Regions from separate parts of the Homo sapiens genome. Here region 1 is linked to region 2. The links are chromatin loops, found by intact Hi-C in ENCODE. Cell type or tissue: A673. All regions are shown on one strand. Links, peaks and the distances in the headings refer to the core of each region. The heading gives the core; the rest is flanking DNA.

Region 1 (4,409 bases), core at 77-4,076, 120 kb after region 2:
AAAAGGGAAGAATTAATTGAAGATATAGCATTTGAATAGGCTTTTACAGAAAGGTCCAAGGAAATGAGAAAGGGCTATCAGACAAGAAACAACAAAGATCACACAATTGGAAAATGTCAAGAGTTGTCTCTGTCATGAGTCTTTCAGTTTCCCTTGAATGAGTGAAAGAAACTTGTAGCAAGAATTCTTGGAATGACAAGTCTAAAGCATTCAATGAGGAATCTTGAACATAGGCTTGTGCTTTATTCTGTTGTTCAACCTATGTTTCCTCTTATATAGTCATAGAATTGTTAATTGCAGGTGGAGGTGGGCAGTAAAAGACAGCATTTTTTTTTTACTTCCATTGGAGTTAGTGGTAGCCATGCGCTAAGCTCCAAACAATAGGGTGGAAATAGATGTAATATGGATAACTTATTTTTGTATCCATCAAAAACAAAACAAAACAAAACAAAAACAAAACATGTCCTCCCTCCCTTCTATTTTTCTTCTGGTAGCTTGGATGCAGGTGAATCCCTGTTGGACCATGAAACCAAAACAGTATATTTAGGAAAATAGAGTAATCTTGGGTTTCTAAAGATTAAGAAGTCATTATACCATCCCCGAACCACCAACCTGAATTGTCACATGGACATAAAATAAACTTCTCTCCTGAATAAACTATTATTGTTATACACGTCTCTGTTACAACAGGAAAAAAGCCTAGATTTTGATTAACATAATTTATATGAGAATCTTTAAAGAAGTGCTTCTAATCATGACAATTTAACTTAGAATGTGACAAATGTTAACAGTGTCTCAAATATAGTTGACCTTCAAAATGTTAGTTCAAAATATTACAGTTTACTCACAAAATATGTTGTCATAAATATTAAATTGTGTATGATAAATTTTGCAAATGTTCAGCACTCTCTGGACCCCTTCTTTTTTTGGGGCTTATGAAAACACTGCACTCCTATTCCCTTGAAGCTAGGCATGGTCATATGACCTGCACTGGCTAATGAACTACGAATAACAGGTGTTGGTGTTAGGACGTGGCATTTAAAAGCTTCATGTGAATCTCCTACTCTCCTTTGTGGTCTCTATTCCAAATAGTGGAACCTCTGTCAGTCTGATGCTGGAGAGTAAATAAGCCCACTACCACTCTTACCCTAGGCAAGCAACAATTAACATATAAGGGAATGAAGAGAGAAATAAATCTTCACTGAGAACTGGGAGTTGTCAGTATCCCCAATTTAACCTAGAGCATCCTGACTTACACTTGGAGGAATTCAAACTATGCTGCCTGTGAACTAGAGAGGAGATTGCTTTTGCTGAAAATATTGTTAACCCTCTATCCCCACCACTAGTTTCTTGTCCTTATGTTTTCAATGACAGAAATGAGGGCAAGATTTCAAATTTTTTTATTGTAATCCAAGGGGAAATAGTAAAATCAGAACTTGTTTGCTGACTCAAAACCCAGGGTACAACTAATGGAAATTGCACCTGGTTTTTATCATAGCAAAAAATTTCCCCCACTGCATCATATTTATATGAATACTGAGCAGAAATAGGTGCAAAAATGACATAATTTTTCATAAGGCAAGAACTTCTAAAATATATTTAAGAACATATTTCTTATATATTGCTTTATTCCATTTGGAAATTTAATTCTTCCATAAATTAATCTTTTCTTTTGCTTATGAAGCATTGATGTGAAGTTATTCAGAGTTAACTCAGTAAGTTATCAAGACACCATTCCTTCCATCTTCTGCATGTAAATACCAATTCAAATTGGGAATGGCTGAATATAAAATAAATGTGATGAGGAACCATGATTGAAACAATAGGTTGTGCTTTTGGTATCCTCTTATTTTTTTAGACCAAAAATACTATAAACTACAAAACAAAATGATAGTACACAGGTGTTGTTATTGCATTACAGACCAGTGTGGTTTTTAAGGTGGTTGCTATGGTGACATGATCATTTATAGACTATAATCCCATTAGGAGAAAGTAGTGATAAAGTAAGCTCATTATAACAAACCTTATATTGCTTCACTTCCGGTTCTGTTTGTTTTATGGCAAATTACATTAGTAGAGCTATGAAATAACAAACAAAGAATGCCATACTTAGTCATAAAATATTTCCGGACAGAGGAAATGAGGATTTTGAAAATTACTGCAGATGATTTTTTGAAGTGTTAGCAAAATTTGGCAAATAAATGCAAATTATTCAGCTTTAAAAGACTAAATATGGATGTAGTCCTTTCTCCTACAACATGATCTTAGGGTAGCATTTTTGGATATATAAGCCAATGGATTATTTATACACAACACAACTGGGACCTGACAGGATCTATGACTAAAGAAAGAAGTCAATCAGTGGGTTGACTGTCTGAAAATTAAAAGCAGATACAGTTTTACTGTTATGTGTTTTCTCTTGCTTTATTTCATTGTATAATTGTTTCATTGGTCAGAATTACACTAAAAGTTTTGGTTTTTTATTTTAGGAATGCTGATTCCACTAAGAAAAACCAGATTCCCACCAACATATCCTAATGAGCATACACATTTTTACATAAGAAGATATAAGAAATCAGCCACCTGACTAGGAGGGTCTGTGCTGAGAGAGTTGAGTGAATTAAAAACTTTATGTAGCTTCTATTCCAGGAAGATGGGGTAGACATACTTTTCCTATTCCTACCATCTAGTACAAACAAAAACCCTGGACACTCTATGTAAAACAAACCTTTGAAGATTCTGAAAGGTAGAGAGAGAAGACAGGTCAGTCAGGGGCCCTGGGACTGAGGAACAACCCAGTGCTGTGTTTCTCTTTTGTTTGATCGTTTCTTTAATTTTTCCTTTTATATCCTGGACTAGAAACTGCAGAAGCCAGCAACCTGGAAACATTTATGAGTGGGAACCTCAACAGCCTTAAGAGTAGCCTGCTTGCTGTAGTCATGGGGCCAGGAAAGGGGCAATCTAGCAAGAAAAAACAAAAAACAGCAGCAACAATAAAACCCTTAAGCTTTTAAATAATAACTGCTCTACTCTAGTCAAACACTCCAGGAAAACTGCAGCCCACCCCCACTCAGGCCAGCAAAGCCCAAGTGAGAGCCTAGACCTCTACACTCACCTTCATCAGGCTGGGATGAGGTGCCAGTAGGTCTTGTAGGGAGCTGGGACACCAGCCCTCCTGGACCACACCAAGCACCCTCCACAGAAGAATCAGTAGAGACCATCTAGGAATCTAGGCTTTTACTTCTACTCAGCAGGAATGAGGAAAATTGCAGAGGTCAGAGAAGACCAAGTGGAAGATCAAAATTTTCACTATCATGCAGCAGCAATAAGGCCACCTACTTGTGGTATAAGTTGGAGCCTTGTGGGGAGAAGTCAAAAGGTATTCCTGTCTTTCTTTGCTAGGGTAGTGAAAGCCAAAACTCCCACACCTGCCTAGAAGCAAGGAACCCAGCTATGCCCCTTATGCATCAAAGGAGGCTGAGAGGGGAAACTGGACTCTACCACCAGCTGGCAGTAAAGTAGTAGTGCTCCTTTGCCTACCTGAGGAGAACTCACGTTACCTTCATGGTAAAACAAATAGAATGACCACAGTTTTCTCAACAGAAACAGAGGAAGCTACAAGAAAGTGACACAATATTTTTCAAGTGCTGAAAGAAAAGATCATGCTGTACATTAGATCTCTAGAATGTATTCATCTCATAACTAAAAGTCTATACCACACATACACACGAATGGTGACTATGGGTGGTGGTGAATGTGTTTATTAATTTGATTGTAGCAATCATTATACAATGTATATGTATATTGGATCATCATGTCATAAACCTCAAATGTATACAATTTTTGTTAGTTAAATATTTTAAAATAAAAAAAAATTAACAGAAAAACAGTCAAACCAAAATTCTATATTGAGTGAAAATATCCTTCAGAAATGAAGGGGAAATTGAGTCTTTCTCAGATGAAGAAAAGGTTACATACTGTATACTTCCGTTTATGTAACATGTTTGAAATGACACATTATAGAAATGGAGATCAAATTAGTGTTTGTTTGAGGTTGAGAAGGGAGTGAGAGTGAGAGGGAAGTGGGGGTGGTTATAAAAAGACAATGAGGGCCGGGCACAGTGGCTCATGCCTCTGATCCCAGCACTTGGGGAGGCCGAGACGGGCGGATCACAAGGTCAGGAGTTCAAGACCAGACTGGCCAACATGGTGAAACTCCGTCTCCACTAAAAATACAAAAATTAGCTCTACATGGTGGTACGTGTCTGTAATCTCAGCTATTCGGGCGGCTGAGGGAGGAGAATAGCTTGAACCTGGAAGGCGGAGGTTGCAGTGAGCAGAGGATCACACCACTGCACTCCAGCCTGGCTGACAGAGCAAGACATCATCTAAAAAAAAAAAGGGCAATG
Region 2 (4,409 bases), core at 130-4,129:
CACCTTTACACCCACAAGTTCTCACTGACACCCACTCATTACTTTAAATGATTCTCTTTTGCAAACTAGACCTTCTGAGTATCGTTTCTTGGCAAATTGCACAGGAGTCTAGCCAATTAATGAGTAAGAAAAATTTCCTTTCCATTAAGTCTTAAGATAATAGGTTTTTGAATCTGTTCTATCTAAAAATTAGCTTTTAAGAGAGGTGTTGATATAAATATAATGAATTAATATATCAAATTTCTTATTAAATGTTCTTGATACTGCTGAATATACTGAAAAAAGTATGAAACGCCTCTATGAAAATTTATCCTTGTGACCTCATACAAATCCTTTGTGCCATCTGAGGCTTACTTACTGCATCTGTACAATGAAACATTCGCCTATCTTAGCCATAACATCCCCTGCCCTACTCAGAGGTTTTGCAACTCTGTGAACTCTAAATATAAGGCAGATCCAAGTACTCAGTTAGGATACAAGTATTTGGGGGATGATGCATAAACTTTCAGAAACATGCTTTAGAATTTAGTATGGCTTACCAATAAAATAAGTGATAAATAGTTTGAATAAACAATGATATTCTGTTAAATTCTTTATTACAGTGTACTTTATTGGATTTTTTAATGATGCAAAAATTCCAATGTGATGAGCCAATAACTCAAGACTTTTTTCAGATAAAATATGTATTTTCAGGTTCTAATCAGTTGCTTATGCATTTATCCATTCATGATTATTTACTTAAGTAAAACTGCAAGGTAGATGCAGTGTGGTGATATAAAAATGGAAACATGAGTCCCTGGAGACACTTGTTTGATAACTGTCACTAAGATTTGTTTCTCTGATACCAAAGAAAAGAATTTTGATTTTGGCCCTAACCAAGAGATATTTCATTAAACATTACTTTTATAGGGCACTCTAGGTGTTAGGTCAAAAATATGATATATGTATTTAATATAACAAAGTTCTTTTTATCTTCAAGAGAAATGTATAACGTTCAGCATAACTAATAAAGAAGTACTTTTGTTGTTGTTGTCGTCGTTGTTGTTGTTGTCCTTTTGGCAGAATATCTTGAGGAACATGTGTTCCATGGGAAAGTTTTGGGGATATGATGTGCTTGGTGGGTCTATAAGGTGGAGTTCAGTTGACCACCCTCTCTGGCCAAATGTTGAAGAGCCTTTTTTTATTTAAACAAACAAACCAACAATATCATGAAACAATTGTTTAAACTAAATGGAAATGACTTTTGGCTGATATCTTCTTTCAATGATTTGAACTATAGTGTCCTGCAACTATGAACTAAGAGTTTAATGAAAACATATAGTTAGACTTGTGGTAAACTTATGCAAAATTTCTTCTCTGAGTGGGTCACCAATTATTTTATAGGAAAGCAGGTTAATATCACATTTTTCTTGCTGTGTGTGCAAAACAGTCTAGAAATAAGTGCAAAAATGCCTACTGTACCCCTTTCACACTGGCCCTCAAAATAATTCTGAATAACATAATTAAAAGAAACTTGACAGAGAAGACAGAAGTCATTTTTAAAATATTTTAGATTCTAGGGTAATGCTGAATTAACTTTGTCCTTTCTATGTTTTTGTCCACGATGCCAATCCGTAGATATGATGTTGGCCCACATACTCCATACAGTTCTGCTTTGCAGCTGCAAAGTAGATGAGGGGCCAGGAGGGGGAGTAGAAGTTAAAATATTGCAGACAGAGCTACCCTAAAATTCATGATAAAATGATTAATGCTGATGACAGATGGAGAAGTAAGCAAGGCCAGCCAGAAAACACCACCAACTGGTACCTAAGGACAAAGAATGAGGACTTCCAAAATGACAAACAGAACAGTAATTGAAAAAAAATCACATGTGCAATTATTAAAAAGGGGAAACTGTAGTAGGAGACAAACCATTTCTCAAATATAAATGCAAATGGTGGTTGTATATGTTTCAGCCAGACAATGGTGCTTCAATGTATCACCGTCATGAAAGAACAATGAGGCTTAGGCTAAGTTTGTGTGTTGATTTTCCATGAAATCCACAAAAACAGGCTATAATTTTCAAGTAAATAGCTCTCCTATGGTAAAATACTAATGCTTTTCTTGCATACCTTTTCTTTTTTTTTTCTCTCAGAAAGCACAAGATAGATCCAGGTAGCCTTGCTGATGAATGTCAGATATTTTAAGCTTCCTTTATTATTTTTTATTTCTACGAAGAGTAAGGCAAGAGGGAATAGTGCTCCACATGATGATATCTGCTCCATTCTGAGCAAAAGTGCTTTTAAATCCCCCAAGCCTGGTCTCAAAATACTCTCCTATGTAAAATACCAAGGGAAAAAGAAAACCCTAGGGACAAATAAAGGATGAACCAGATGATGACATTTTTTCTTTTGATATTTTTTCCCTTTCTAAGGTTACATATGCTTGCCTTCACTGTCCATTACAAATATGCTTTGTCCTTTAACTGAGTCAGAATGCCACCTGGGTGTGCCACTTCCTCACAATTATGCTGTAAATATGTTGATTTATGCATACAATTATGCATCTTATATTATATTATGTAAATGTGGCTATAAACCTAATGTAGACCATTCTTCAGAAAGAAATTTTAAAAATTCCTTGTAAAAGTTATCATATATTATCAAACTTTTTTGTTTCTCCACAAATATATGTAAACATTGAAACCCTTAAACGGCCTGGTACATGAAAGTTACTCAATACTATTGACTTTGTTTCTTCTTATTCCTCTTTCCACCTCAGGCAGCAGACAGGAAAAGAAAAAAAAATACAAAAAGAATCCATGGAGATAAGAATTGTATGATTATTATAATGTTAACATTTGTATAATATTTTGGAATGGTGGCTTTTATGGCAAGTTTTACGCATGCATCAGCAGTTAATCAATCATATTAGACAGAACAGTATGAAGGGTAAAGTATTCAGGAGTCTCAATTGCTGCTCTCCACCTTTTCCCTCAACATTTCCCCACACTGTCTGAGATCCTTGTTGCTGTATGGATAATACAGCCCATGATTAGGAAAAAACATTCATCTTGACTGCAAAGTAGTATAGGGTTAGTTTCCAAAAACGAAAAATATGGAGAAAAGGAACATGCATTTTTGCCAGTTCTCCCTCTTACTGAATTTCTTGCTTACCTCAAGCATAAATTTCCTCTTTTGCATAAGAGGGATATGAATGTTTTGAAAATTCAGCAGGTAAAACATTTCAGCATATTTAGTTTGGGCCCTGGCACAGAGTAACTTTTGTAGCTGCTATTTGATTTAATGTCTAGAGAAAAATTCAGTATCACTGCCCAAAATGGTTATTCCTTAAAACGTCTTTGTTTTATTATAAAAGCGGTAAAATCTTGTGACAGAAAAATTGGTAAGTGGAGAATATTACAAAAATAGCTCCCAGTTATATTTTCCATAACACATATAATTTTGGGGTACTTTTTCTAGTTTTTTTCTTTTTTAATCTCATGGTGTTTCATTTTTGTCTTGGTAATCATTCTGTACACACAATTTGGCATACTCCATTTTTGTACTGTTTTTCATATTATTTCATAACCATGAAATTTTAATACCCACAGAAAACTTTATGTAAGAAAAGTGTATTTAATTATTTTAAATTGCCTCATTTAAAAATTTAAGAAAATTTTTAAAGCAAAATACGCTTGTAACAATTATTCTTAGGCAGCTATTAAAATAAGTTTATTGATTACACTATGTATGGGTGATATTAATTCACATCCTTGCCACAGAACTTTTTTTTTTGTTTATCATCGTTTCAGCATGAAGGGATTAGTGAAGTACCTAGTATTCAAAATATGCTATATTTGAATTACTTCTCAGCTAGAGTAAATGCAGTATGCCAAAAAGATAGCCCAAAGCCCTGGATACACTAACAAATGCATTGTATGTGGAAATGATAGATTTTTTCTGGAAGTAAATTATTCATCTGCCTGGATCTCTGAAAATATTAGCCAAGCAAAAATAGTTGCTGAGAACACAGTAAATTTTACAGTATATTTTTTCCCCTGACAAAATATTTTGAGAAATTTGTTGGTCAAAGAAATTTTTATTTCTCCTCCCATTCTTATTAAACATTATTCATAGAAAAAAAATTCATTATCTAAGTTCCATGGACCGCACTGGAGTTTCATGGATGGACATTGGGAGTTTCATATGTTGCTTAAAATTGTGCACCAAATCTAGAATTTTCGAACCTTTCTAGATTGGTCTTGGGAGACGGGCTTTACTTTTTTCATAGCATCTAGTGCTGGACATAACGATGTCAAAGTTTCCTTCCAACTATAAAGAAATGTGTTTTTGATGGTCTGCTGATATGATGGTCTCAATGTCTCCCAAAATTCATGTGTTAAAACCGAATCCCGGTTGTGGTGGTAT

What was found. Hi-C counts contacts between places; a loop is a spot of excess contacts. Peaks named below come from ENCODE experiments on the same cell type or tissue, not always from the same donor. Only the 100,000 strongest peaks of a DNase experiment are listed, where the experiment ranks them.
Region 1: it touches region 2 in a loop (2.1-fold over the local background); 1 of 110 quality-filtered maps calls a loop at or near these places.

The regions. Positions count from the first base shown.
Region 1 is chr3:34,997,037-35,001,445 of GRCh38, forward strand. The region is part of intron 2 of LOC101928135 (a long non-coding RNA gene); the gene reads right to left. Among named protein-coding and RNA genes, the nearest start is that of ARPP21, 640 kb to the right of the region's middle. In A673, for the core only: no CTCF peak of the experiment used is centred there; DNase peaks (open chromatin) are centred at 1,415 and 2,085; H3K27ac peaks cover 3,602 bases.
Region 2 is chr3:34,881,244-34,885,652 of GRCh38, forward strand. All of the region lies in intron 2 of LOC101928135 (a long non-coding RNA gene), which reads right to left. Among named protein-coding and RNA genes, the nearest start is that of LINC01811, 720 kb to the left of the region's middle. In A673, for the core only: a CTCF peak has its summit at 1,686 (motif pointing right); a DNase peak (open chromatin) is centred at 1,688; H3K27ac peaks cover 558 bases.